Regions from separate parts of the Homo sapiens genome. Here region 1 is linked to region 2. The links are chromatin loops, found by intact Hi-C in ENCODE. Cell type or tissue: thyroid gland. All regions are shown on one strand. Each heading gives the region's core, and the rest is flanking DNA. Links, peaks and the distances in the headings are about the cores only. Region 1 has its middle 58 kb from the start of LINC02843. Region 2 overlaps LOC105376136 (a long non-coding RNA gene).

Region 1 (10,816 bases), core at 848-8,847, 680 kb after region 2:
TTTCTCCTTCACTTATGAAGCTTAGTTTGGCTGGATATGAAATTCTGGGTTGAAAATTCTTTTCTTTAAGAATGTTGAATATTGGCCCCCACTCTCTTCTGTCTTGTGGAGTTTCTGCCAAGAGATCCACTGTTAGCCTGATGGGCTTCCCTTTGTGGGTAACCCGACCTTTCTCTCTGGCTGCCTTTAACATTTTTTCCTTCATTTCAACTTTGCTGAATCTGACAATTATGTGTCTTGGGGTTACTCTTCTCGAGGAGTATCTTTGTCGTGTCCTCTGTATTTCTGAATTTGAATGTTGGCCTGCTTTGCTAGGTTGGGGAAGTTCTCCTGGATAATATCCTGAAGAGTGTTTTCCAACTTAGTTTCATTCTCCCCGTCACTTTCAGGTACACCAATTAAACATAGATTTGGTCTTTTCACATAGTCCCATATTTCTTGGAGGCTTTGTTCATTTCTTTTTACTCTTTTTTCTCTAAACTTGTTTTCTTGCTTTATTTCATTAATTTGATCTTCAATCACTGATATCCTTTCTTCCACTTGATCGAATCAGCTATTGAAGCTTGTGCATGCGTCACGTAGTTCTCATGCCATGGTTTTCAGCTCCATCAGGTCATTTAAGGTCTTCTCTACATAGTTTATTCTAGTTAGACATTCTTCTAACCTTTTTTAAGGTTTGTAGCTTCCTTGCAATGGTTTAGAACATGCTCCTTTAGCTCAAAGAAGTTTGTTATTACCGACCTTCTGAAGCCTACTTCTGTCAACTCATCAAAGTCATTCTCCATCCCACTTTGTTCCGTTGCTGGTGAGGAGCTGCAGTCCTTTGGAGGAGAAGAGGTCCTCTGGTTTTCAGAATTTTCAGCTTTTCTGCTCTGGTTTCTCCCCATCTTTGTGGTTTTATCTACCTTTGGTCTTTGATGTTGGTGACCTACAGATGAGGTTTTGGTGTGGATGTATTTTTTGTTGATGTTGATGCTATTCCTTTGTATGTTAGTTTTCCTTCAAACAGTCAAGTCCCTCAGCTGCAGGTCTGTTGGAGTTTGCTGGAGGTCCACTCCAGACCCTGTTTGCTTGGGTATCACCAGCAGAGGCTGCAGAACAGCAAATATTGCAGAACAGCAAATATTGCTGCCTGATCCTTCCTCTGGAAGCTTTGTCCCAGAGGGGCACCCGCCTGTATGAGGTGTCTGTTGGCCCCTACTGGGCAGTGTCTCCCAGTTAGGCTACACAGGCATCAGGGACCCACTTGAGGAGGCAGTCTGTTTGTTGTCAGTGCTCAAACGCCATGCTGGAAGAACCACTGCTCTTTTCAGAGCTGTCAGACAGGAACGTTTAAGTCTGCAGAAGTTTCTGCTCCATTTTGTTCAGCTATGACCTACCCCCAGAGGTGGAGTCTATAGAGGCAGTAGGCCTTGCTGAGCTGCAGTGGGCTCCACCTAGTTAGAGCTTCCTGGCCGCTTTGCTTACCTACTCAAGCCTCAGCAATGGTGGATGCCCCTCCCCCTGCCAGGCTGCAGCCTCACAGGTTGACCTCAGACTGTTGCACTAGCAGTAAGCAAGGCTCCCTGGGCATGGGACCCACCCAGCCAGGCACGGGAGAGAATCTGCTGGTCTGCCAGTTGCTAAGATCATGGGAAAAGCACAGTATTTGGGCGGAAATGTCCCGTTTTTCCAGGTACAGTCTGTCACAGCTTCCCTTGGCTAGGAAAGGGAAATCCCCCAGCCCCTTGCACTTCCCGGGTAAGGCAATGCCCCCACCTGCTTCAGCTGGCCTTCTGTGGGCTGCACCCACTTTCCAACCAGTCCCAATGAGATGAACCAGTACCTCAGTTGGAAATGCAGAAATCACCTGTCTTCTGTGTCAATCATGCTGGGAGCTGCAGACCGGAGTTGTTCCTACTCGGCCATCTTGGAATGGAGGGTGAAGCATCTTTTATTCTAATGAGGCAACTCTTGGTGGCTTCCTAGATATCTTGAGGATTGGAGCTAGTGGCCAAAAAGACCAAGCCTTCATTAGAAACTTGGAACTTTGTCCCCACCCCTGACCTTTAGGGAGGAAGGAAAGGCTGGAGGGTGAGTTAATAACTAATAGCCAATGATTTAATCAGTTGTGCCTATGTAATGGAGCCTCCATAAAAACAAATTATGGGGTTCAGAAAGCTTCAGGGCTGGTGGATACATGGAGATGGTGAGAGGATGAGATGCCCAAACAGGGCATGGAAGTTCCCTGCCCTTCCCGCATACCTTGCCCTATGTCTCTCTTCCTTCAGGCTGCTCCTGAGTTGTAACCTTTATAATTAACTGGTAACAGTAAGTGAAGCACTTTTCTAAGTTCTGCAAGTCATTCTACCAAGTTATTAAACCTGAATGGGGGTGTGGGAACCCCAATTTTGTAGCTAAAGTAGACAGAAGTGTAGGCAAACTGAGGACCTGGTTCTTGCAACTGGAGTCTGAACTGGGGGCTATCTCGTGGGACTGAGCCCTTAAACCTGTGGGGTCAGCTAACTCCAGGTAGTTCATGTCAGAATTATGGAGTCTTCATTAGGGAAAGGGCTAGTGGGACCAAGGGAAAACAAAAAGAGGAAACAGATAAGCTCTAAGTCTGCCTTTCTTCATGGTCCAGGACACATGGCCCTCCTGTGCAAATAACTCACGATCTTCCTGTGCCCAACTGTCACCGGATACCTGCAAGCGAGTTCACTGGAACCTCATCATTTTCAGCACTGCACAAACCCTTCTTCAGCTTATAGCATAAACACTATTCTATAAAATCCCCACCAAGCCTTTGTCTCCTTGCAGTCAGCTCCTCTCTTGCTGATTCTGTCTGTTGCTTTCTTACAACGTATTTTCCTACTTCCTCTAATAAATCTGCCTTTCTTTGCCTACCACTGTCTTGATAAATTATTTTACCCCTGCACCACCGGCCCAGGCAGTCACTGCTCACCCACAACAAAAATAGGACTGAGTTACTGGACACCCAGTTTGTGTTTGGAGAGTTGCAGAACCCTTGGTCGTTGGTGTGGAAAAAACCAACACACTGGTGTGAGTCAGAAGTGTTGTGAATTAAAAAAGACCTGTGTGTGTGTGTGTGTGTGTGTGTGTTTACAATTGCATCTCTATCTACAGAGAGAAGGAATGATGAGGCAAATATGGTAAAATGTGAAAAATTGGAGAATCTGGCTGAAGGGTGTCAGGAGCTCTTTCTATGCTTTTTGTAATTCTGGAAAAAATGCTGTTTTGTTAGTGTCCTTTGTGCCGCATGACACACTGCTCCGTCTCATGGAAGGAACCACCTCTTTCACCCAGTTTTTCCACTGGCAATGACTTTGTATTCTTCAAATTTAATTTGAACACATTATACCAGGTGTATATATACCAGGATATGTAGGTGTAATAGTTCTCAACGCTGTGTAACAAATTATCACACACTTATGATTTAAAACAACACTTCACCAGCTCACAGGTCTGTGGCTCAGAATTTTGCAATGGCATGGCTGGGTTCTCTACTCAGAGTCACACAAACATAAAATCAAGATGTTGACAGGCTGAGTCTTCCTCTGAAGGCTCTAGGTAAATATTTGCTTCCCAGCTCATTATTCTTGTGTCAGAATCCAGTTCCTTGTAGCCATGGGCCTAGGGTACATGTCTCCTCACTGACTGACTACAGGCACTCTGCTGTCTTCTAGGCCAGCAGAGCCAGAGAAGGGTTTATGTGACTAGGTTAGCCGACAGGAGAGTCTCCCTATCTGAGGTCAAACATACTGCGTAACCTAACCTAATCACAAGAGTAAAATTTGTCACAAAAGACATTAAGTGAAAATTCATAGTCCCAGGATGTGCATGATCTTCAGGGATGTCTTATGATTCTGCCTACCACATATTTCTATTGATAAGAACTTAACATATTTTACAAATCACAAACCAAACTGTAATGGATTAGTCAATACTTGCTGCTAGGAAAATTATTGATCTTATTGAGGGAAAATAAATCAGCTTTCTAGTCTAACTTCATGTTACATATCAAGATAAATGTTGAATGGATTAAAAGGTGAAATATAAATCTGAAATCATAGAAGTATTAGAAAAACTGTAGGTGAATAGTTACCTTTCTTTTGCATAGGGGTAGGAGATTTTGCATAAAAAATAGCAAAAAAACTAATAGAACTGAAATTACTATAAACAAAATTAAATAATGCAGTAAGCAAAAGGGGAAATGTTGACATCAAATAGGAGAAAGTTTATTTATAATATTTCAAGAACTCACAAATTTGGTGAGAAAACCCTAATTGTAAAATAGGCCAGGTGTGGTGGCTCATGCTTGTAATCCCAAGACTTTGGGAGGCTGAGACAGGAGGATTGCTTGAGCCCAGAAGTTCAAGACCTGCCTGGTCAACATGGCAAAACCCTGTCTCTACTAAAAATACAAAAATTAGCTAGGCATGGTGGTGCACACCTGTAGTCCCAGCTACTCAGGAGGCTGAAATGGGAGAATCACTTTAGCTCAGGAAAGCAGAGGTTGCAGTAAGCCGAGATGGTGCCACTGCACTCCAGCCTGGTCAACAGAGCAAGACCCTGTCTCAAAGAAAAAGAAAAGAAAAGAAAAAAATAAACAAGAGACAGAACCTTCAAAAAAGAAGAAACAAATATGCAAACAAGTGCCTGTATGAATGTTTGCGCTCACAGTCATTAAAGAAGTTCAGATTTGAGCCACACTGGAATGGCATGTTTTACCCAAGAAATTGTAAACATTGAAAATGCTAGCAGTCTATGACAGCAAGGATGGCATAGGAAGCCCACTCCACTCACTCTACTATTGTTGAAATTGAGAATTGGGACAACATATCTGAAAATGAGAATTTAACAATGTGTATCAAGAAATTAAAAATTATTTAAATCTCTGACCTAGTCGTTCCACTTCTAAAAGTATATGCAAGGGAAATTAAATGAAAAAGAGACAAAATTATATCCACACAGTGATGACAAGAGTGCTGTTTCTAATGGTCAAAAAATGGGAACAGCCTAAAAATCCAACAGTAAACTATGATTTGGAGACGGAGTATTATGTAGCCATCAAAAAAGAGTTTGTGAATAATTTTTATGGAAAAGGGCTTTTTGAAAGCATAAACTTTTGAGAAAGACTGAAAAGAAAAGCAAAATATTAACTGTGGTGTCTGTGGAAATATGGTTTGGTTTCATTTCCTGCACTCTGCAAAATTTTCTCTCGGGGTATTCTTAACCTGGAGTTATGGGCCCCCTGGTGGTGAAGGGGATCTATAAAAACCCTCAACAATCGTATATTGGGTGTATGTGCAATTTTCCCACATATAAAACAAGCCCTTGAAATGAAATTATGTGGGCTCTAACCACCAAGAAAGCTGAGTCATTTTTTTCCTCAAGAAAGCAAAGACCCTGAGGACCTACACGTTCTCTTCCCCAGCACAGCCTACCATTTCCAGGGGCAAAAGAGAACCACGGTGCCCCACAAATCCCACCTGCCAAGAATCTGTCCCAGGCAGTGTCTCTAGAGCTTCTGGGCAGGTGGAGGAGGCTGCAGGGAGCTGCAAAGAAAAACCAACTTTCCATTTGGCATTTGCAAAGCCTTGACACAGAACCAGGTTTGTCTTTGTTTTTTGCTTGTTTTTTTGTTTCTTTGTTAGCTTTTGCACCTTTTTGTAGGTGCATTTTTTTTCAAAGGCAGAGAATTTCCTTGCTCATTCCCCTTGTCTGCCTGAAAGATGCAGATGGAATGTGTACCTGTATCCCCAGTGGAGATTCGTTCAGAGTCCTGAGCCTGCAGAATTACCTGCACTTGTTCCTGCTTCACGAAATCACAAGAATAAAAATGTTAGCAATCTCATCTTTGTCTGTGAATCAGTTACTCTGAGAGTGTCTTAGGCAAAGGCTTTTGGAATTCCCTTTTGCCCTAGAAGCCTGACCTGCAGAGGTGTGCACCCCACACTCACCATTGTTGCTCCTGCTGAGCTGCCTGCCCTGGGCTTGAACGACCAGAGGCTGAATGACCAGACAAATCAATAAGATCCAATGGGCCGAGGTGACACATAGCCCCCAGTGCCAGTCTACAGGCTCTGCACAGATGCCGATAGGTCATTTTTAATCATGATTTTCGATTTTTCAACCCCAGAATGCCTTATACACCCAAGTCTCACCGTGCGGATTCCCTTCTTTAGAAATTACAGCGCTGCATGGAAAGAGGCTGCCGGCAGGCTTGTGCTGCCTGGGTCAGCGTCCTCCATGTGCCACTGATCAGGGCTGAGAAGGCTTCGCAGAGCGCATCTCGGTGTCTTTCCAAAAGCCCAAAACTCTGTATTATGTGGCATCCTCAGACTGGTCTAGGAGAGCCCAGAGCTCCCCAGCTCCTCCTGAGATCAGCTTTTCGGGGGTTGAGAGGGAAAACACAACACTGAAACACGCACACAACTGACAATAATATCCTTCCTCTGCTGGCAGCCGAGTCCTGAGAATGAGTTTGAATAGTTTGGGAATGCCCCGGCCCACTGACCTTTCACCCAGCCGCAGATGGTAGACTTTTATTTTTATTTTTACCAACTCTTGCTCCTGCTCCTGATCCCTTAAGGTTTGAACTCTGTCCTACATGTTGTTCCCCTCTGTGTGCCCATTGCTGCAGGTTCATTATACAGGTAAACTCGTGCACAGGGGTTTGGTATACAGGTTATTTTGTCACCCAGGTACTAAGCATAGAACCCACCAGTGATTTTTTTGTAATCCAGCCCTAAACCTAAAATAAAAGTTGAAAAAAAAAACACAAAAAACTACCTATCAGGTACTATGCTCACTGCCTGGGTGATGATATCATGGTAGTACTCACCCCCAAACCTCAGCAACATGCAATTTATCCATGTAACAAACCCACATACATGCTCCCTGAACCTAAAAACATAAAATAAAATAAAAAAATAAAAGAACCCTGTCCTACATGGATAGAAATTATTTCAAAACATACCTCAAAAATGCCAGGACCTCATGCTCATTTGCCACTTGGTTAAGTCACAGTTATCCTATGTGACTGTTAGATGAGTTTCCTTCAAACGTGAGCCCTCTTCTTAACAGAGAGTTGTTCCTGACTTGGAAACTCTGCTTTTCAGTGGACCATAAGGTGCCCCTCACTCATTGCAAAGCGCAGGGAGGTTCTTGAGCTCTCCTGGCTGGAACACAGCAGGCAATTTCCTCCGTGAAGCTTAACTTTTATTTTATATAAAAACAGATAAATTGTATGTACAACATATAATTTTTAACTTACAACAAAGTATAGCTACATAATTTTATAGTGGGGTTTTGTGATGACACATTAGGTCAAAGTAAAGAGCACAAAGTTGAACTACAATGCCGCCAGTTGCAACGCTGCCCACACGAAGGGAGCTGGTCCACAGTCATATGTATGGCACGTTCGTGTCCTCACAGCAACGACACAGCTTCTGAGCTCCATCCTCTGCCTGGAACCAAGCAAGTCTATTTTGCTGCTAATAGTAAGGCCCATCTCAATTTCAGAATTTGTGTTAAAGAATGAAAGAATTCTGTGTTGAGACTCAACAAAATACTGTTGTCGAAATGTGCGCAGCTGCTGCAGGGTCCTCATTCACTGGCCTTGCCAGGAAGCCACAGAGTCGGCAGGCAGAAAACGATGCCCACATTGAGTGGAGAATTTCTGTTTCTAATGAAATCTTCCACGCAGTTGATGGCCTGCATACCCTGGCCTATTTTCCACAGCAAACAGAGTCCTTCCAAAAGATTCATCAACTTAGCAGCATGCATTACATATACACACGATAGACCCTTTCCCCCTCCATTACTGCCTCTCAGCTGACTGCATTTGGCCTGAGACAACTTCATGGCTAGAAAAATCAATAGTGTGGAGGGCAGCCACGCCTTGCCAGTGGATCCATTATCTGTCTCTTTCCTATCTCCATTAATAGAGGGAAATGTTTTCTTAGTGTTATGCGAATTAGAGAAAGAAGCAGTGTCTGCCACAGAATATTGTATTTGTTGAAATTGCCTCTTTGGTGGAAATTTGCCATAAAGTATGTCTGACCAAAGGCTAAAATCACCCAATATTCCTGATTCACTTTCCCTCTTCCTGCTCCCAAGAGAGCATCGGCATTGGAGGTGCATGCTCTCCAGGGGACATGGATGAGAGTGAGGCAGGATATTTTCTTGACCCTTTTGCAGGACTCACGAGAAGGGTGCCCCTTTTACTCAGCTGACCATGCTCAACCCCTCGCAGGAGGGAGCACATGAGCGAACCAGTGCAGGAACCAGCCCGCCAATTCTGGCTTCTGTGCAGACAAGAGCAAACTCGGTTTACTCCAGCCCACCACACTCCATTTCTTGCCAGAGGGAGCGAGTAGGCAAGCCAATGCAGGAACCAGCTGGCCATTTTGGCGCCAGCAGAGAAAACTCAGTGCAGGCCCTGCGTCAGCATCCAGGTGGGGGCGCCTGCGATCCCAAGGCCCCAGAGGGCATGTTGCAATACTTAGTTCTACTGTCCACAGACAGCAGTGTGTTATCAGCTCAGTGGGCCTTTTGTCTCGCTGCGTGGGGCAGCTGCCCTCCACCAGTGAGGGCAAAGGGCCAGTGTGACAGCCTTTTTGGTACCCACATTTGGTAGGTCTTGAATTCTTGTCCAGTTCCAAGAAGAATGCGGTCACATGAACAAATTGAAGGATGATGAATGTGGAAATTTTATTGAGTGATGAGAGTGGCTCTCAGCAGAGAGTGGAACTGGAAAGGGGATGGAAAGGACAGGTCACTCTCCCCTGAAGTCAAGCAGCCTCTCTGCCTCCCTCCTCTGAAATCAAGTTGCCTCTCTCTGAAGTACAGCTGCTTCTCTCTACCAGCTAAATCTGGGGTCCTTATAAGCACAGGATGGGGGGTGGGGCAGGCCATAAGTAGTTTTGGAAAAGGCAACATTCAAATGGAAAAAACACATTACTCAGAAAAAACTAATAGGGAGAGAGTAGGCAAAGAGGGACGGAAGTTCTCACTTTAAGCCGTGGGTGTCAGGCTTTTTGGCTTGAAAGTGGGGCTTCACCAGGGACCAACTCCTGTCTGTCTAGAGTTTCTCTGCCTCCTGCCTCTATCAAGAGGAAATAGTAAAAATAAGTGAGGTGACAGCCATGCCCTATTCCAAGTGTCAATGTACAGTGGGGCACAGGCAAGGCAGTGGGGCCAGTGGCTCCCTGCTGGGCCTTGTCCTCAGATGGGCACAGTGGGTGGCTCGCAAGAAATTTGAGAGGTCTTCCCCACTGCCTTGCATTGATTCTGGAGCCTGTGTGTGCCAGCCCTCTGATCCCTGCAGGGCCACCCTCCCTGAAAGCATCTAGAACAGGGGTGATGCTGGGGTTGCCCCACACCACGCTCAGCCCTGCCCTCAGCCAGGCTCACCCCAGGGGGACAGGGTATGTGAGAGGCGTGTCTACACACCCCTACACAAGGCCAGGCCAGTGGGGACTTCTGGAGGCATCACAGGTGTGCATGTGGCAAGGGGCACATTTAAAGCTGGTTTCTAGTTCCTGCAGAGAAGAGGAAACTGGAGCCTCTCCCCTGTACCCTGTGTGTGCACAGCCCCATTTTCAACCTTGCTTACCAACCTTGGCACCATCCCTGGGAACGTTCCAGTTTTTAAGCTTCTCTGCTCCTCTGTTTAACTCTGGCCCTCTTGTCACACCAGAGCAAATCCTGGGACACAAAAGTATCCTAGCAGGACATGGGGTCAACAGAAAAGGCTACGGAGTGGTAGAACAAACTAAGATTTGGAGCCCAAGTTCAGTTTCCCTTGAGGTTTCTCCATGGAACCAAGTGAAAATGATACCCCCCACCCCTCCGCTCACACTGTTCCAGCGTGGACACACACACCACAATCTGCCATGAGCAAAGGAGAATTCTGGGCAGCACAAGCTATTGTGGCTAAATCCAGAATTAGGGTCCATTTTCCCCTTGCCCACAGCTGGTTGCCTTCTCTGCTCATGCATAGAGCAGACACTGAGGCCCAGGGCACCCTGCCCCACAGCCCAGCAGGGCAGACAGAGGCAGATCAAATCTCTCTTTCCTTTGTGTGATGTTCTTGGGTATCTTTTCCCACTATTTTCTGTGGGCAGAAAAGGGATGGTATAGAAATGTGTCATCTCCCACCCACAAGACCTCCACAGTCAGGAGAGAGGTAAGGATTGTTCTGCCAGCTCCTATTCACTTTATTCATTATTGAAGACTTTAAAGACGAGGTAATGAGACAACCTGGACCCTGTTGAAGTATATCAATAGTAGAATTTTTAAAAACAGAGCATGGCCCCTCTGCACGAAATCCACAAGTTTCTGTGTGTCTGCGTAGCTGTTGGGAGAGAACAGGCAGGACTGACACCACTCCTGCCGTTCCACCAACCAACCTCCCTGGCAGGGCCTTGCCTTTGGGGAAGCTCAGCCCATGAGTGGTATTAGTTCCTGTCTTCATCCATTTGGGTGGCTATAATGGAATACCATAAACTAGGTGGCTTATAAACAACAAAAAATTATTTCTCACAGTTCTACAGGCTGGGAAGTCCAAGATCAAGGCACCAGAAGACGTGTTGTCTGGCCAGGTGAAGGCTCCTTCCTCAGAGACAGCGCCTTCTCGCTATGTGGTAGAAGAGGTGAGGCAGCTCTCTGGGGTCTCTTTCAGGAAGGCACTAGTCCCATTCACGAGAGCTCCACCCTCATGACCTCATCCCCTCCCACAGGCCCCACCTCTTACTGACATCACACTGGAGAGTCAGTTTCAGCACAGGAATCTCAAGGGACACAAACA
Region 2 (10,816 bases), core at 1,259-9,258:
TTGCCTAGATGTCTTTAGCTGGGGAGAGGGAGTCTGAGAGTTAGTTACGCCCTGTGTGTGTGTGTGTGTGTGTGTGTGTGTGTGTGTGTGTGTATGTATGTGATGGAGTCTCACTCTTTGTCCAGGCTGGAGTGCAGCAGCGCAATCTCAGCTCACTGCAACCTCTGCCTCCTGGGTTCAAGTGATTCTCCCGCCTCAGCTTCCCAAGTAGCTGAGATTACAGGTGCCTGCCACAACACCCAGCTAATTTTTGTACTTTTAGTAGAGACAGGGTTTTGCTATATTGGCCAGGCTGGTCTCAAACTCCTGATGTCAAGTGGTCCACCTGCCTTGGCCTCCCAAACTGCTGGTGTGTCCGGAATTGGTGGGTTCTTGGTCTCACTGACTTCAAGAATGAAGCTGTGGACCCTCGTGGTGAGTGTTACAGCTCTTAAGGTGGCACGTCTGGAGTTTGTTCCTTCTGATGTTCGGATGTGTTCGGAGTTTGTTCCTTCTGGTGGGTTCGTGGTCTCGCTGGCTCAGGAGTGAAGCTGCAGACCTTCCAGGTGAGTGTTAACAGCTCTTAAGGCGGCACGTCTGGAGTTGTTCGTTCCTCCCGGTGGGCTCGTGGTCTCGCTGGCTTCAGGAGTGAAGCTGCAGACCTTGGCGGTGAGTGTTACAGCTCATAAAAGCAGTGTGGACCCAAAGAGTGAGCAGTAGCAAGATTTATTGCAAAGAGCGAAAGAACAAAGCTTCCACAGTGTGGAAGGGGACCCAAGTGGTTTGCTACTGCTGGCTCCCGCAGCCTGCTTTTATTCTCTTATCTGGCCCCACCCACATCCTGCTGATTGGTAGAGCCCAGTGGTCTGTTTTGACAGGGCACTGATTGGTGCGTTTACAATCCCTGAGCTAGACACAAAGGTTCTCCACCTCCCCACCGGATTAGCTAGATATAGAGTGTGGACACAAAGGGTCTCCAAGGCCCCACCAGAGTAGCTAGATACAGAGTGTCGATTGGTGCGTTCACAAACCCTGAGCTAGACACAGGGTGCTGATTGGTGTGTTTACAAACCTTGAGCTAGGTACAGAGTGCCGATTGGTGTATTTACAATCCCTGAGCTAGACAAAAGGTTCGCCACGTCCCCACCAGACTCAACCCAGCTGGCTTCACCCACTGGATCGCGCACTGGGGCTGCAGGTGAAGCTGCCTGCCAGTCCTGCGCCCTGCGCCCGCTCTCCTCAGCCCTTGGGTGGTCGATGGGACTGGGTGCCGTGGAGCAGGGGGCGGCACTTATCGGGGAGACTCGGGCCCCACAGGAGCCCATGGAGGGGGTGGGAGGCTCAGGCATGGCGGGCTGCAGGTCCGGAGCCCTGCCCCGCGGGAAGGCAGCTAAGGCCCGGTGAGAAATCGAGCGCAGCGCCGGTGGGCTGGCACTGCTGGGGACGCAGTACACCCTCCGCAGCCGCTGGCCCGGGTGCTAAGCCCCTCATTGCCCAGGGCCGGCAGGGGCGGCCGGCAGCTGCGAGTGCAGGGCCCGCCAAGACCACGCCCACCCGGAACTCCAGCTGGCCTGTGGCGCGCAGCCCCAGTTCCCACCCGCGCCTCTCCCTCCACACCTCCCTGCAAGCTGAGGGAGCGGGCTCCGGCCTTGGCCAGCCCAGAAAGGGACTCCCACAGTGCAGCAGTGGGCTGAAGTGCTCCTCAAGTGCCGCCAAAGTGGGAGCCCAGGCAGAAGAGGCGCCCAGAGCGAGAGAGGGCTGTGAGGACTGCCAGCACACTGTCACCTCTCACTGGGATTACAGGCGTGAGCCACTGCGCCTGATCAGTTATGCTGTAAAGATTGAGAAAGTCTTGACCTGTTTCATACTGCTATAACAAAATACCTGACACTGGGAAATCTATAAAGAACAGAAATTTATTGCAGTTCTGGAGGCTGGGGCATCCAAGATCAAGGCACCAGCATCTGATGAGAGCCTTGCTGCGTTCTCACGTGGCAGAAGATAGAAGGGCAAAAGGGCAAAAACTCTCCTCACATTGCAGAAGAGCAGAATAGAGAGAACGCACTTCTGCAAGTCCTTTTTAGAACCACATTAATCTGTTCATGAGGGCAGAGCCCTCATGACCTAAGCACCTCCCATTTAGGCTTCACCCGTCAACACTGCTGCACTGGGATTAATTTTCCAACTCCTGAATTTTGGCGGACACATTCACACCATAGCAAACGATCATGAAGCCTCAACCCTAGTATGTGCCAGAACCACCCAAAGGATTTGTTACAAATGCAGGTTCCTGGGGACCGCCCCCGAGGGATTCTGATTTAACAGAACCTGAAAACCCGCATTCTTAATAAGCACCCCATGTGATTTCGGGTTGTGGATGTTCACTGGATCACACTTTGAGAAATGTCATGACTGTGACTTTAACAGACTTAAGGTTTGTCCTCAAGATTTTGTCTTGCAAACCTTTTGTTAGCCTTGGAATATAGTCAACAGCGATCGAGAAGGGAAATGAGGAGATCCACAGGTTCCCTCTCCAACATTAATGTCCATGTCAACTAGTAAAGCTTTGCATACTGCCCCTGAACTCTTTGCCCTGATGCTGGTTCTTCCTGATTTCTGAGGACAGATGGAAATCCTGACAAAAGTGAGAATGAGGACTGGAAACAGCAGATAGGATGATATGCATTCCTGGTCACTACTTGTTGTCCTCCACAGCCCTTGGCCTCAGTGCTAGCTGTCTTCCTGCCAACAGGATGATACAACCAACAAGTAGAAATGCTTGCGTGGCCTCTAATGAATTTTCAACAACATGATACAGATCAAAAGCTCTTCTGTACACTGATCATGTGGGTGAGTTCAGATTACACGTGGTTGCATTTTAATTCACTAAATTGAAAATTACATTTTATCTTTTGAAATATTTGTTCCCTTCAGTGAGTCATTCTAATAAATGTAACCTGAAGGCCAACCGATCCTTTCCTAATTTAGACGACTTAGAAGGTTTAGCCAATGTTGTTAATGTACTTCTTTTGAGGCAGTGTTCCCTCCAAGTTCAAGGAGAAATGAAGAAAAATATATCTTTTGAAAATAAGGTCTGGGGCGCCGTGGCTCATGACTATAATCCCAGCACTTCAGGAGGTTGAGGTGAGAGGATAGTTTGAACTCAGAAGGTCAAAACCAGCCTGAGCAACATGGTGAAATCTTGTCTCTAATTAAAAAAAAAATTAGCCAGGCATGGTAGCATGCACCTGTAGTCTCAGCAACTTGGGAGGCTGAGGCGGGACAATCACTTGAGCTCAGGAGGTTGAGGCTGCAGTGAGCTATGATCATGCCACTGCACTCCAGCCTGAGCAACAGAGTGAGACTCTGTCTTAAAATAAAAAAATAAGAAAAAGAAAAGAAAACATAACACATTTTTTTAAAATCAGGAAGATGTAATGTAAAAGAAACACATCAATAAACTTATTTTAGGAATCAAAGTGACTTCAAGTGGGAAGTCTCTAACCCTACCAGCAATGAGTCATGTGTGCCATGTTTGTACCAGATTATTTCTTCAATGACATTTAAAATTAAAAGCATTACCTGTGAATACAATATGATCCTTTTTCTTTTTTTTTACAATATGCTTCATATATATTTTAAGTGCTAAGACAAATACAAATGTATATGCCAAGAAAAGTCAACTCTGCTAAAATAAATAATATTTTTTATAGAATGCTAAAGGATAATCTGCAAATTAAATTTTGTTATTCAGAGGAAGCTTTTATATTTTAAAAAAGTCATTTATTTTTCAAAATCATCCCAGAAAGCAATTCTAGATAACATATAAGGTGACCAGCCATTCTAGATTTGTCTGAGGGTAAAGGATTTCCTAGGATGGTGGCTTTTAATGGTAAAACAGTGACAGTCCCGGGCAAAATGAGCCAGTTTTTCACTCTACACTCAAATAAGAGCTGGGGTTGGAGGGTAGATGGGTGTAGGGCTCCCAATTCTTTTGCCTGTGGGCATCTGTAGCTTTCCCCGTGACTCACACCAGGAGCCTGTTATGGGGAAAACACTGTGTGTAAGACAGACCAGGGCTTGTCCACACTGAGCTTCCAGCTTCCCTTCCACTGGGTGGGTCAGATTCAACACGTAAGCAAATAGGATGATTTTGGGTGGAGATAAGTGGTGGGAAGAAAACCAAGCCTGATGATGTGACCAATTAACAGATGGGTGGGTGGGTGGGCATTGGTTCAGAGCAGGTGTCCAGAAAAGGCCCCACTGAGGAGTGGCCTTTGCCCTAACATTTGTATAACGGGAAGGGGACAGTAAGGAAAAGCAGAGCAGGAGACACGGCAGGAGCTAGGCCACCGAGGATCCATGGGGTTTGGTGAAGTATCTGGATTTTATTTTAGATACAACAGGAAACCATTGAGGCCTGCTAAGCAGGAGGGTAATCTGATGTGGTTTGTGTTTTAATATGCAGTGGTGACTGGTTTGCATTCCTCATATGGCTTAATTGTATGGCTAAGATACACAGACAGTTTCAAAACACACAACCTTTCCTGTGACATGCCCACAGTAACCCACAGAAAATGCATGTCCTTAAAAGTGAATAATACAGTCTTTGCTATAGGGACACAAAGAAAAGCCTACTCTTACTAAGGAGATATTTACAACTCATGAGAAAGGGAAACCTAAGTGGTGTTTTTTGGGTAGTTTGAGAAAAGTTTGCACAGAGGCAGGAGATATTAAACTACAACAATCAACACTATCATTCTAAAGCCTTATATAAAACATATTTGGGATGAAATCTTGATCTTTTTACCTTATCTCCTTATCCTCTGCAATTCTGATAATAGCCACGAGAGGGCTTGCTACTCCTATTGTTTATAAACAGTAGCTCAAGATGGACTTTGCTTTTTGGCTGAGCATTTGTAGGCAGTGGTGTTCTTATTTTATTTTATTTTACTTTATTTTGAGATGGGATCTCACTGTCACCCACACTGGAGTGCAGTGGTGCAATCTGGGCTCACTGCAACCTCCGCCTCCCGGGCTCAAGCGATCCTCCCACCTTAGCCTCCCGAGTAGCTAGAACCACAGCCACTACTGCTGGCTATTTTTTTCTTTCTTTCTTTTTTTTTTTTTTGTAGAGACAGGGTTTCATGATGTTGCCCAGGATTCAAGCAGTCCACCCACCTTGGCCTCCCAGAGTGCTGGAATTACAGGCTGAGCCACCACGCCCGGCCTGCAGTGGTGTTCTAAGTGAATATTTAACAATGGGCTCTGGGAGGAGTGGAGGAAGCCCTAGTAGAATTGGCCAATTTCCTTGGTGTAAATACTCTTCCAGTGTCAGATTTCAAGCTACCAACTGTTTAGTAACAGGCTCACAGGATTTATAATAATTTAACCATGGGGGAAAACAGGTCTTCCTGGGCCAACTCCATCATGCCACTGGTTGTAGGGTGTGGGGAGTGAAATGGTGGTGATAGAAGAAGATAATTGGATTTTCTCAGGGAACAGTCATGAGAAGGAACAGATAACTAGAAAAGCATTATCCTGAGTGTTGGCTTGTCTCATTAGTAACTTTCAAACTAACAAATAAAATATTTTTAAAAATAGCTAACAGGAAGCAGGAAAAATAGAAAAATAAGAAGACACCTTCCTTTAATCCAGTTTTAAAGATACTCAGAAGAATATTATATATCCTTTCTAGGAATAAGTATTAATACTACTAAAATCTTTGAATCATGTGTACTTAATATAAATTTCTAAATAAATTTCTAAAGGTAGAACATTGTTTTAACTTGTTATGATTAGACTTATTTCATATTTTATGTTAGTTGCTTAGTAAGCAGTTGAATCCACACAAGGACTTCAGAGAATGGAATGTCTGTTTATTTTGGTATATTAAAAAATTTGTTTTTTGGTATAAATATGAAGTCTTCAGTATGCTGGATAAGAAGGAAAATCTACTAATTATTTGATTTTCTAATGATTTGACCCTGTAAACCGGGTATATGTGAAACTTAAAAGAAAAATTAAAATTAAAATTAAAAATTAAGAAACAAATATTGGGGCAAAAATAAAAAGAAGATATTAATTTTATTACTCACAAACCAACTTACTGAGAAGTGACATCAGTGAGAATAGGAGTTTTGAGTCCTTAGCCTTCCACAGACACACCAATTTTGGCAACTGCCCATTGCCAACAATACCTTTCTGGAAGCCTGGAAGTCCAGCAAAAAGGCTCCAGCACCCCATAGGAGCAAAAAATCTGAGACTAGCAATAGAAAAATGGGTAAGAAAAACAGTTTCACTTTACTTGCATCAACCTTCCCCCAAAGGCACAGCCCAGTGACAAGAGAGGCCCTCTTAGCCTGTGATTTCTCCTGCAGGGAAAGATGAAAGTGAAAGTGTAGTGTACTAGTACCTGGCTTCCCCAGCCATGTGGGAGGTGCACTTTCTTTTCACTCCACCCTAAACACTGAAGGGATTGGTACAGCTAAATAGTCTTTGAGTAGCTAGGAACAGGGAAAAGTGGTGGAAGCTCATAGCAACTGGAACATGGGACTTAGCAAAGGGCCACAGTTTCTACCAACCACCTTGCGAATTTCATCAAGAGGCTCACACACAAACCTTACAGAATGTGGACTATCCCCCCAACTAGCTCACATGTGCCCCCAGAACTCCGCACAACTTCCATAGCCAGTGCTCCCCATGCACTCCTACAGCCAGTGTACAAGTCTCTTCAGATCATGCAAGAACACCTGTAGATAGCCAGCTCAACTCTGCAGAATTAGGAGAAGGCACTTAACCTTGAACACCACAGGCCACTTGATGTGGTTTGACTGTTTCCCCACTGAAATCTCATCTTCAAGTTAGTTCCCATATCACCATGTATCTTGGGAGGGACCAGGTGGAGGTAATTGGATCATGGAGGCAGTTTCCGCCATGCTTTTCTTGTGATAGTGAGTCTCATGAGCTCTGATGTTTTTATAAGTGTCTGGCATTTCCCCTGCTGGCACTCATTCCTCTCCTGCTACCCTGTGAAGAGGTGCCTTCATCATGATTGTGGGTTTCCTAAGGCCTCCCCAGCAATGCAGAACTGTAAGTCAATCAAACCTCTTTCCTTTATAAATTACCCAGTCTCAGGTAAGTATTTCTTCATAGCAGTGTGAGAACAGATTAATACAGTAAATTGGTACCAAGGGTGGGTTGCTGCTATAAAGATACCCGAAAACGTGGAAGCAACTTTGGAACTGGGTAACAGGCAGAGAGTGGAACAGTTTGGAGGACTCAGAAGAAGACAGGAAGATGTGGGAAAGTGTAGAACTTTCTAAAGACTTGTCGAATGGTTTTGACCAAAATGCTGGTAGTGATATGGACAATGAAGTTCAGGTGAAGTGGTCTCAGATGGAGATGAAGAACCTCTTCAGAACTGGAGCAAGGGAGATTCTTGCTATGCTTTAGCAAAGAAAGTGGCAGCGTTTTTCCCTTGCCCTGGAGATCTGTGGAAATTTGAACTTGAGAGAGATGATTTAAGGTATCTGGCAGAAGAAATTGCTAAGCAGCAAAGCATTCAAGAGGAAGCAGAGCATAAAAGTTTGGAAAGTTTGTAGCCTGACAATGTGATAGGAAAGAAAAACCCATTTTCTGGGGAGAAATTCAAGCCAGCTGCAGAAATTTGCATAAGTAACAAGTCAAATGTTAATCACCAAGACAATGGGGAAAATGTCTCCAGGGCATGTCTGAGACCTTCATGGCAGCCCCTCCCATCACAGGCTCTGAGGCGTAGGAGGGAAAAATGCTTTCCTGGGCCAGGCCCAGGTACACACTGCTCTGTGCAGCCTCAGGACATGGTGCTCTGCATCCCAGCTGCTTCAGCTCCAGCCATGGCTAAAAGAGGCCAAGGTACAGCTTGAGCCATTGCTTCAGAGGGTGCAAGCACCAAGCCTTGGCAGCTTCCGCTTGGTGTTGAGCCTGTGGGTGCACAGAAGTCAAGAATTGAGGTTTGGGTACCTCCACCTAGATTTCAGAGGATATATGGAAATGCCTGGATGTCCAAGCAGAAGTGTGCTGTAGGGGTGGAACCCTCATGGAGAACTTCTGCTAGGGTAGTGCAGAAGGGAAATGTGGGGGTTGGAGCCCCACACAGAGTCCCCACTGCCTAGTGGAGCTGTGAGAAGAGGGCCACCATCCTCCAGACCCCAGAATGGTAGATCCACTGACAGCTTGCACCATGTACCTGGAAAAGCTGCAGGCACTCAACACCAGCCTGTGAAAGCAGCCAGGAGGTGGGGCTGTACTCTGCAAAGCCACAAGGGTGGAGCTTCCCAAAGCCATGGGAGCTCACCTCTTGCCTCAGTATGACCTGGATGTGAGTCAAAGGTGATCATTTTGTAACTTAAAGATTTAATGACTGCCCTATTGGATTTTGGACTTGCATGGGGCCTTTAGCCCCTTCGTTTTGGCCAATTTCTCTCATTTGGAATAAATGTATTTACCCAATGCCTGTACCGCATTGTATCTAGGAAGTAACTAACTTGCTTTTGACTTTACAGGCTCATAGGCAGAAGGGACTTGTTTCATCTCAGTTGAGACTTTGGACTTGGACTTTTTGGTTAATACTGGAATGAGTTAAGACTTTGGGGGACAGTTGGAAGGGCATGATTGTGTCTTGAAATGTGAGGATATGAGATTTGGGAGGGGTCAGGGGCAGAATGATATGGTTTGGCTGTGTCCCCACCCAAATCTCATCTTTATTTGTAGTTCCCATATCCCCACTTGTCATGGGAGGGACTAGGTAGAGGCAATTGGATCATGGGGGCAGTTTCCCCACGCTGTTCTCATGACAGTGAGTAAGGCCCAAGAGATGCGATGGTTTTATAAGCGACTGGCATTTCCCCTGCTGTTACTCATTCTCTCTCCCGCTGCCTTGTTAAGAGGTGTCTTCTGCCATGGTTGTGGGTTTCCTGAGGCCTCCCCAGCAATGCAGAACTGTGAGTCAATTAAACCTCTTTCATTTATAAATTACTCAATCTTGGGGATTTCTTCATAGCAGTATGAGAACAGACTAATAAACCACTGTACTTGGGAAAATAAACAGACAGCCCTCAGCACATGGCCTGGCTTTGTGAGATTGAGAGAAGACACACAGTCCTAACACTCCCCTTATCCTCCCTTCGCCAAGAGAAAGCAAGAGGACTGGAGTTGGCAGATCCATGGAAAAGGTCTGAGAGACTCCCTGAATCCCTAGCTGGGCTGACTGGTGAAGATTTTTCTTTCCCAAAGCCATTCAGTGGAAACTGGGGGAAATGCCTGCCTCTTCAAATATGAATGTAACAATACAAGACTTCAAGAAACACAAAAAGTTAAGGAAACACAACACTAAAAAAGAAACACAATACTTTTCCAGTAACCATTCCCAAAGAAATAGAGATCTACAAATTGCCTGACAAAATTTCAAGTAATTGTTTTTTAAAAGCTCAGCAGGCTACAAGAGAACACAAATAGAGAACACTACAAAACGAAGAAAACAATACATTAACAAAGCTGAAAGTTCTTTTTTTTTGAGATAGGGTCTTCCTCTGTTGCCTAGGCTGGAGTGAGTGGCACAATCATGGCTCACTGCAGCCTCAACATCCTAAGCTCAAGTGATCCTCCCACGTCAGCCTCCCTAGTAGCGGAGACAACATGTATGCACCACCATGTCTGGCTAATTTTTGTGTTTTTTGTAGGGATGGGGTTTCGCCATGTTGCCCAGGCTGGTCTCAAACTCCTGGCTCAAGCAATCTGCTTGCCTTGGCCTCCAAAAGTGCTGGAATTACATGCCTGAGCCACCATACTCAGCCTAGAAGTTCAACAAAGAGACATAAATCTTTAAAAATAACCAAACAGAAAATTTGGAGCTAAATAATGCAATGAATGAAATGAAGAATGCAATAGAGAGCTTCAACAGTAGACTCGATCAAACAGAAGAAAGAATCTGCGAACTTGAAGACAGGCTATTTGAAATTAGTCAGAGAAGAAAAAAGAAAAAAAATAGTGAAGAAAGCCTACAGAATTTACTGGACACCATCAAGTGAATTAATATATACATTATGGGATTCTCACAAGTAAAAGAGAAAGAGAAAGGAGAATAAAATGTATTTAAAAAAATAATGGCTGAAAACTTCCCAAATTTTGGGAGGGAAATGGACATCCAGATTCATGAAGCTAAAAGCTCTTCAAATAAGATCAACCCAAAGAAGATTATACTGAGTCACATTATAATCCAATTATCAAAAGATAAAGACAAAGAGAGAATTTTGAAAACAGCAGGAGAAAAGTGACTCATCACATACAAGGGAAACTTCTTGAGCCTATTACCAGACTTCTGAGCAAAAATTTTGCAGGCCAGGAAAGAATGGGATGGTATATTCAAAGTGTTGAAAGAAAAAACTGCCAACTACGAATATTATGTCTAGGAAAGTTGTCTTTCATAAATGAAGGAGAGATAAAGACTTTCCTAAACAAAAGTTGTGGGAATTCATCACCATTATATCTTCCTTACAGGAAATACTAAAGGAAAATTTTTAAGTTGAAATGAAAGGATGCTAATTAGTAACATGAAAACATATGAAAGTATAAAAATCACTGGTAAAGGTAAGTATATAGTCAAATTCAGAATACTTTAATACTATAATGGTGGTTCATAAATCACTTTTGACTATAGCATAAAAGTTAAAAGACAAAAGTAGTAAAAAAAATTAAGCTACAATAACATTATAGATATGCAATATGAAGAGGTATAAATTGGGATGTCAATAACATAAAATGTGAGGATGAAAGGAAGTAAAATATAGATTTTTTT

What was found. Hi-C counts contacts between places; a loop is a spot of excess contacts. Peaks named below come from ENCODE experiments on the same cell type or tissue, not always from the same donor. Only the 100,000 strongest peaks of a DNase experiment are listed, where the experiment ranks them.
Region 1: a loop joins it to region 2, with 8 times the contacts of the local background. A loop is called at or near these places in 52 of 110 quality-filtered maps.

The regions. Positions count from the first base shown.
Region 1 is chr9:88,588,425-88,599,240 of GRCh38, reverse strand. No RefSeq gene overlaps it. Among named protein-coding and RNA genes, the nearest start is that of LINC02843, 58 kb to the left of the region's middle. RefSeq lists enhancers at 5,181-5,340, 9,338-9,843. In thyroid gland, for the core only: a CTCF peak has its summit at 5,250 (motif pointing left); a DNase peak (open chromatin) is centred at 5,250.
Region 2 is chr9:89,273,204-89,284,019 of GRCh38, reverse strand. It overlaps LOC105376136 (a long non-coding RNA gene), which reads left to right. Exons shown (of 3, transcript XR_930101.4): 3 at 1-3,573. Among named protein-coding and RNA genes, the nearest start is that of CKS2, 33 kb to the left of the region's middle. RefSeq lists an enhancer at 1,451-1,969. In thyroid gland, for the core only: a CTCF peak has its summit at 4,822; DNase peaks (open chromatin) are centred at 1,679 and 6,339; H3K4me3 peaks cover 595 bases; H3K27ac peaks cover 1,925 bases.